Linked DNA regions of Mus musculus: region 2 is linked to region 1. The links are chromatin contacts, found by Hi-C in ENCODE. All regions are on one chromosome and are shown on one strand. Each heading gives the region's core, a stretch centred on a gene start or an enhancer-like site at or near the end of the contact. The rest is flanking DNA. Distances are from core to core; before and after follow the strand shown. Region 1 holds the start of Nr4a2 (nuclear receptor subfamily 4, group A, member 2). Region 2 holds the start of Cytip (cytohesin 1 interacting protein).

Region 1 (3,743 bases), core at 549-3,048:
CTGCGTCACCGCCACCCCCACCCCTTCCTTCTCCATTGCTCTCCAAACTCTCACTTTTTCCCTTTCGTTCGCGTGGAATCGCTCCTGCCCACGGGGCGCTGACGCTGCCGAGCTCACACTAATAAGTTGTTCTTCACCCTGCCCCCCTCTTGCACCCCCACTTCCTGGATTTTTTTTTTTTTTTTTTTCCTCGCGCCCATTAGGGCACCGCTGAGCCGTAGCGGCAGCAGCTGGAGAGGCAGCCGCAACATCTGGGGGAAACTTAAGGTGGTCACGTAGGTTTCCCGGAGGCCGATGCACAGTGGAGCCCGCGGCTTGTCTGGGCAGCCGCAGGGCACCCGATGGCAACGCCTCTGCAGCCACAGGCTCGCTCAGCTTGGAGCTGGCAAAGGCGGAGGTGCAGGCTAGGAATGAGCAACCCCACAACCCCGAGAGTTCCGCGGTGTTCTCCCGGGGTGTTAGGATCACCGAGAGGGGGCCGAGGTGTATATTGCACACACACACACACACACACACACACACACACGCACGCGCACACACACACACACACACACACACACACACACACACACACACACACACCGCTCGCCCGGGTAGCTTGGGAGCGAGCCAACGCTCGGGAGAAGGGGAGGAGGAGCGCTGTCCTGGGAGAAGAAGGGGACCCTACAAAGTCGCTCTCCCTTGGCCTCAGTCCCTTCCTGGTCTTGAGAGAAACCCGAAGAGGCCTGTCTGGCCAGCTTCACGGGGGTACTGGGAGTAGGGTTAGCCCTCTGGAGGATCTGCGATTCCTTTGCTAGAAAGATCCACGCGCTTGGGAGGAGGGGGAGCGGATTGTCTTGCAGAGCGGAGCTGGAGGCGATTGAGAGGAACGCGGGGGTAGGGCACGCTCCCACAGTTCACCCGGACCCTGGGCTGGGGCAATGGGCACATACTCTCCGTTTTGGGCGAGACCCACCCCGCCTCGAGCTCCACTCCCCTTGCTGCTTCTCCCTCCATGCTTTCTTCTTGGTTGCAGGCACGACAGCCCCTGCGTTTCAGAAACCTGTGAAAGGGACTGAAGGGCTTGGTGGGCACAGCGAAATGTCAACTCTGTCAAGAGTTGACCGAGGGGCTTGGGGGCGATGGTTCAGATCACCTCTGGGCTGGAGGCGCACCTGTTGCCGGATCCTTTAATGTATTGTCTGCGAGAGAAAGCTGGCAACAGTTCACTCCTACTTGTGGGGTCCTCTAAGACTTGGCTCACTGTCTACCCTCCTTCCTCCCACATTGCTTTAGATAGTACGTCTTTTTAGTTTCTGTAAAGAAGGGGAAAGGGCCTGACCTCTCATCCTTCGAAGCGGGAGGAAGAGTGGGTTTTTAAAAAGGGAGAAGGGGGATGCACGGACTAGGGGAATCCCATCTAACGCCCAAGTCTTTGGAGAGTTACGAGCCACGGGACAACTGTCTCCACTTCTGCTAAAGGGTGTGAGGAGGGTATGTTGGGGAGCTGCAAGGCACACCTCTGCCCTCTCGGCCCAGGTGCTAGCTACCTGGCCCACGCGAGTGTTCTTTTCCGTTCAAGCTTTTGTTGCACCCTCCCCACGTGTGAGGACGCAAGGTCTGGGGCGGGGGAGGGGCAGGTGGAGCGTAGCATCACCACGGACTTCACGGACCTGGGTTGCAGAAGTCACACTTCTTTCGGAAAAAAAAAAAATCCACCCAAGTGGGCTACCAAGGTGAACCGTTCCCACCTTAAAATCAGCCCCAGTCGTGACGTCAGGTCGGAAATATACCAAAGCGAGCGCGGGCCAGGAGTCCGGGGAGCGCGGCGGCTCGGCGATTGGACCGCGGGCCGCTGACGCGGGCTGACGCGCGCAGACTTTAGGTGCATGTTGGCAGCAGCAGCTCGAGCCACATAAACAAAGGCACATTGGCGGCCAGGGCCAGTCCGCCCCGCGGCTCCGCACAGCTCCGCGTCCCTCTCTCCGGCCCCGCTGGCTGCCTCCCTCTCCTGCGGCCGGGCTGGCTGCGTGTGGCTCTCCGCGCCCCGCTTCCGCAGCGCTCCCGCGGACCCGGGCTCCTCTGCTCCCGGAGGGAACTGCACTTCGGCGGAGTTGAATGAATGAAGAGAGCGGACAAGTGAGTAGCTGCGGCGGGGCCGCCCGCGGTCACGCGTCCTCCCGGTCTCCGCGTACCAGGGAACGGGTTCTCTGCAAGTGGTCGCCCGAGCCGCGGAGCGCGAAGGGGCTGGGGAAGGGGGATGGCGAGTGGGCGCGCGCAGCTCCGCCGAGCCTCTGCTGGAACTCCGGTGCTAGCGTAAAGGGGGGGGAGTTGGCTGCCGGCAGAGGTTTCCAGGCTTCTCATTGGTGGATGTGGCAAGGGGACTCCCACAGTTTTAGGAGAAGCGGACTTGCCGGTGGAGATGTGCGCAAAGTTTGCTCTTGGTGTGAAATTGATTGTGGCTTGAGGAGGCTCCATCTCGCGAACATGTGGGAAACAGTCCGGGAGAGAAAGTTTACGTGTTGCTTGGGAACAGTGTCGCTCGGCTCGCCCGCTGGTGGAGGTTTCCCGGATATCGTCGAGTAAGGGTAGTGTCGGTAGAGGGTCCTGTAGCGAAGTTGCCTGAAATGACTGGTTTTGATATATGTTGTCCTTGGATAGTGTGTCAGTGTGTGCGTGAGGTAAAGAATACGGTTATGAAACTGTGACATAGCCACGGGTTAATATCCAGAACAGACATATTTTCAAGGGCGGCGGCGGATGGGGGTGGGGAGATAAAGCAAAAGTCCTCTGGTTTGTCTTGTTAACCTTCTCCGCTCCTTGAAGCAAAGCAAGATTGTGGAAGAAGTGGGGGGGGGGGCGGAGAGGGGAGGGAGCAAAGGAGAGGGTGTTCAGGTTTCTTTACTTTATCAACAAGATCGTCTATGCTCTAGAATGCCTTGCAAGTGGGAACATCTGAAAAAAAAAATAGCTAGGACACAAGAATGCCTTGTCCCAGCAAGTAGGCAGCCTGTGGAAAGCATTGTGGAGAAGGTGTCCAGTTTGCTGTGCTGAGAAGTGCTTCTAACTTTGGTGCCAATATCATATGCGTAATATTTCTTTCCCTCTGCAGTTGACCCAAGATACTCCTGGTAAAGTAGAGATCTCTCTCATCACCTCTGGGCCATTAAAGATGTTGAAAATCCAGTTCTCTGGAGGAACACCAATTCGCTTGTCCCTTAAGATCCTGTGTTGAACCAAAAGCAATTACTAAAGCTACACACTTGCTCCCACATTGGCTGTTTGGTTGTCCAGGCCTTGCTAACGTTTCCTAAGGGTTGGATCTGTATTTTTTTTTTCACGGTTTACTCTCGAGTTCTTTTAACTTTCTTTCTCCTTCTAAGAGAAAAGTCCACTGGACTCTAAGAGAGATATTAAGAGGAAGCTTTGATGCTGTGTTTTTCCTTTACCCAGACTTCTTAGGTTTGACATAAAGTAGAATGACAAAGGCCCTTCCATCTACAGCAAAGGGGCCAATTCATTATATTGATCAGTATCTGGTAGACTCATGGGATAATTTCCCCACAGGATGCTTTCTCTGCAGGGATTTACACTGGGAGATGAGCGGCATTATCTGCTGTTTAGCCACCTTGTCTCTGCACATTTCATTTTAAGATGCTGTTGGGTAAAGTCTTCACACTCATTTCCAAGGAAGCACTTGAAGGGCCTGCTGAGTGAGTCTGCATCTGCCCAGCCCAAGTCTCGGTGGGAAGACATCCTGAAAC
Region 2 (4,068 bases), core at 1,380-3,879, 1.0 Mb before region 1:
CCTGTTTACCTGCCTCTACTAAATCTTCCCATGCCCATTAGGGTTTACTTCATTCATACTAAAGATGGATTTCTATAAATAAACAAAATGCTTCATTCATATAAGAAGAATACTTGCCCCAAACAATGGAAAGTAAATTTTTGGAAAACGTGGCACAGGCTTTTAAAGAATTCTGTTCCCACACTCAGATTACCCTTGAAGGAGGAACAAGATAACCCCTCTGGAATACGATATGACTCTCTCTCTCTCTCTCTCTCTCTCTCTCTCTCTCTCTCTCCTATCCATCCTTCCCTTTTCTCTTTTTTCTTTCTTCCTTCCTTCCTTTCTCTCTCTCTCTCTCTCTCTCTCTCTCTCTCTCTCTCTCTCTTTCTTTCTTTCATTTTCTTCCTTTTCATTAGGTTGGATTTACTTCCATGATGGTTCAGGAAATTACAATTCAATTAGTTTTTAACATATAACTCCTTTCTTTTTAACTAACCTTTAGTTCTCACAGAGAGACATTTCTTTTCCAGTTTATACATTTAAGACAAAATGTAAACTTGAAGTTAAAAGTTGCCTCCTGGTCTCTCCTAACTGAGAGGATGTGGTACATTAATGTAGAAACTGTCGTGAGTGTATCTGACTATGACCCACATGTGGTATTTAGATCTTAAAGAGATGATCTGAAGAAGTCTGACGGGCCTCTTTAGAAAGTAGAATGCAGAAGGAACGTCAAATCTGTCCTTTCTGTCCTATGGACACTGAAGGACACCTCAGACCTGCATGGTAGACAGATTGAGCAGATTGTCTACTGTATCCCCTTCTCACAGTAATGAAGAGGCTGAGAGGGGATGGAAGGTAAATCCTAGAGGGGGAAAAAAGCCCACAACTTCTAAAAACCTACACAGTCACACACTGCTGTAAGTCAACAATTTGGTGTCTGAAAGCTTCGTTGTCATTGAAGATGAGTCATTTTATCACAGATGACACTACTGATCGGGATATTATTCAAAGTGTGTAGTAAGTGGCACGATGCAGGCCTCAAGAATCAGAAGAGAGACCCGAACCATCATGGTTGGCCAGTTCGTAAATACATTCATGGGTGTGGCCTGACTGATGTGTATGGGCAGGGAGCAGATGTGCCTTTGTTTTTTTTTAATACTAGTGGAATATAAATGTAAATGTAGTTATTGAAAGAGTCAGCATGTTAGGTGCATTTTATGGCATATAGTGAAACATGCTTCCAGTCAATCATTAATGTCTGCAATCTACAGACTAATACCTCATAACACTGAATTTGTACAGTTACTGTTTTCATCTATAGAACTTGGCTTGATTCAATGTTTGCAAGTATTAACACATTTACCTGACTGTAAAATTCCTAGAGGAAAAAAAAAATTGTTAAGCTACCAAAGTTACCAGCACTTTCTTTTGAATTACACATATCTGCCCCCTAGAAGGATGTGTGCTTGTAATCTCCAACTTAGATTTTATATGTTTTAAGGGACATCGTCTTCTTTCTATTCTTATTCAGTTCCAACAGTAAGGAGTCATGCTGTGTTAGAGCGTTACCGTTCTCCGATCCGGCTTCCTCTTTTCATTAATTCTGACGACTTTATGACTCACACTTGGCCAGTTCTGCTTGGGTTGAACCCACTTCGAGTTCTAGTGCACGCATTCCATTCTAGCTCGGAGCTTTTCTAACTCTTGTAAACTCTAGTAGTGACCTTCCAAACGACTTTTACGTGCGTGTTTGACTTCTGTGCTATTTAAAACTTCTCCTTTTTATTTTTGCTTTGATTCTGCCTTTTACGTACTTTCCTGCTTCTGGGTGAAACCCGTTATCTTCAACTACTTGAAAAATACAAAATTTAAAAAATAAAAAAAGCAACTGTTTTCAAGTCCCTCCCCCCACCGTGATGGCACACTGCCACAGGAACCATCCTGTGTTATCTCAGCTTGACTACCCCCTTCTTTCCCACTGCTTTCTTCCCCCCTAAAGTTGTAGGTATGAGTAGCCCCAGATACGAACAATGTTCTGCACTAAATACGCTGCCTTTCCTTCCCCTCCCCGTTATGTTCTTATAAAGCTGATGGGTAATTGCGGTAAGAATAAAGCGGCATAAAGGCAATTAGGTGAATGTCAAACGGCTACAGCTCTAGGGACAGAATGCATTTTTGATGAACTTTAATGAGGTAGAGGGAGGAACACCACAAGGACTTTACCAGAGAACAACCTGGCCAGCACCTGTGACATTTACAGCCAAAAGAGTGAGTGAGGGCACAGTCTGTTAAGTGCACGGGGGTGCTAATATTAAATGAGCAAACGGGTAGGAAGCAAATGAGCGAACTTGAACAAAGTTGTTTTCTTTTCTTTTCTTTCTCTGGAAAATTCTGTTTTGAGTACCCGTAGCCATAGAGTATCAAACTCTATGTTCCGGCTGTTTGAGGGAGGAAAAGTACACTGATTTTTTTCTTTTTCTTTTTTTTTTTTTTTAATTGTAGAAAAGGAACGCAAGGTTCTCTCAGGAGCACTGGAGAGTAGGAGTGACCTCCTCTATAGGCTTTGTGCAACAGTGTCTCAAACCACAGCAGTCACATGGGTTCTGTTGGCTTTGCTACTTTTTCGACTGCGTGTCAGAGGGCTGTGCATTTCGCTTCCTCCCTCCTGCAAGGCCAGGGAACCATGTGTTGGCGGGATTAATCTTTGCCCACAATGTCTCTGCAAAGGTTTCTGCAGCGGCAGGGCAGCAATGGCAATTTGGAGTACTGTGCTGACTCTGCCTACGGCTCCTACTCCGTCCTCACGGGCCAGCTCACGATGGAAGACAACCGAAGGATTCAAGTGCTGGCAGACACTGTAGCTACTTTGCCCCGGGGACGAAAGCAGGTAAGGTTGCTGCGCTGTCTAGAGTGTTCACGTTTGCCTGACCTCTGCTGAAAGTGGTACCTGCTCCTGCGTGTCTCTGTTAACTTTGACTACCAGCCTTATTCCCCGCGCTTAGGAGTCATTTCGGTTCTTATTCAAAGGAGAGTTCTTTTCCCTGAGGAGAACCTCTGTCTACTACCCAATTAACTTAGGAGTTAATGACTGAGAGTACATGTGAGGGGGGAGGTGACATGTCTACCAGAGATAGTATCACAGTTGAAGGATAGAAAAACAGTCACTTTTTTTTTTTTTTAAAGTAAGACTCAAATATTTATCTTCATTTAAAGATGTGCTCAGGTAAAATGAAAGTTGTTGAGAACAATGAACATGAAGGTCGTTTACAGGTACACAACCCACACGATCAACACTCCTCCGTTTGTGTGTCTGTTCATTGTCTCCCTCTGGGCTTACCTCCAGGCCCCGTCAGTTCACAATCGAGAGAAGACTTCTCCTTGAACACTACCTCTGTCAGCCAAGTGAATTCTTCAGTCCTGGAGCAATGATAGAACCTTGGGCTATTGGGAAGTAGGACTATTTCGGGGAGGTGAATGGGCTGCTTGGTAGCTGTGGCATACAGAGCAAGTTGGTAGCTGCCCCCCTCACATTATGTCTTTCTGAAAAGGAAGCTATCAAACTAAACTCCATTCACTTGATTAGGTAACAGCAGAAACAACTTCCTTGAACCCTCTGCCCTTTAAGTAAGGAAATGTACAGGGCACTCAGCACTCAATAAAGGCTGTTCGAAAATTTTTATGAAATGTCTTTAGAGATGAAAACTCAACTGGAAAAGTATGTGTCTAGTGAATTTGTTCTGAATCTTTGGTCTTCCATTTGTAATACATAAGAATGAACTATATACCACTTTATGTATTTTGATCATATACTTTTCTATAAGGTCCAAGGTGTGTATTTGAATTTATATAAACAGTCATGCACAAGATGTTTAGAACTGACTTAAAACACAGCTTTGTGGCTTACTACATTGTGCATATTGTGTTCTCCTCTGAGCTCATCTAACTTCAGCATTACAAAGTTGAAGCGTAGGGGAGAGTCAGGACCTGATGTGGTGAGTGGATTCCTTGGCATTTTCCACAGTGATGAAGCTCATTTGCTAGTAGTTGATTGTCATTCTCAATCCAACGTGTTTTTATAATACAAAG

Evidence for each region. A loop is a pair of places that touch in the nucleus more often than their neighbours do.
Region 2: a loop to region 1 is called in a map of v-Abl transformed pro-B cells, with 7 times the contacts of the local background. The contact joins the promoter of Cytip here to the promoter of Nr4a2 in region 1. A Hi-C loop is called at or near these places in 2 of 37 maps with a recorded cell type or tissue (T-helper 1 cell and v-Abl transformed pro-B cells).

Annotation. Positions count from the first base shown.
Region 1 is chr2:57,113,093-57,116,835 of GRCm38, reverse strand. It overlaps Nr4a2 (nuclear receptor subfamily 4, group A, member 2), which reads left to right and starts at 1,798. Exons shown (of 8, transcript NM_013613.2): 1 at 1,798-2,118.
Region 2 is chr2:58,158,683-58,162,750 of GRCm38, reverse strand. It overlaps Cytip (cytohesin 1 interacting protein), which reads left to right and starts at 2,629. Exons shown (of 8, transcript NM_139200.4): 1 at 2,629-2,869. The coding sequence starts at 2,696.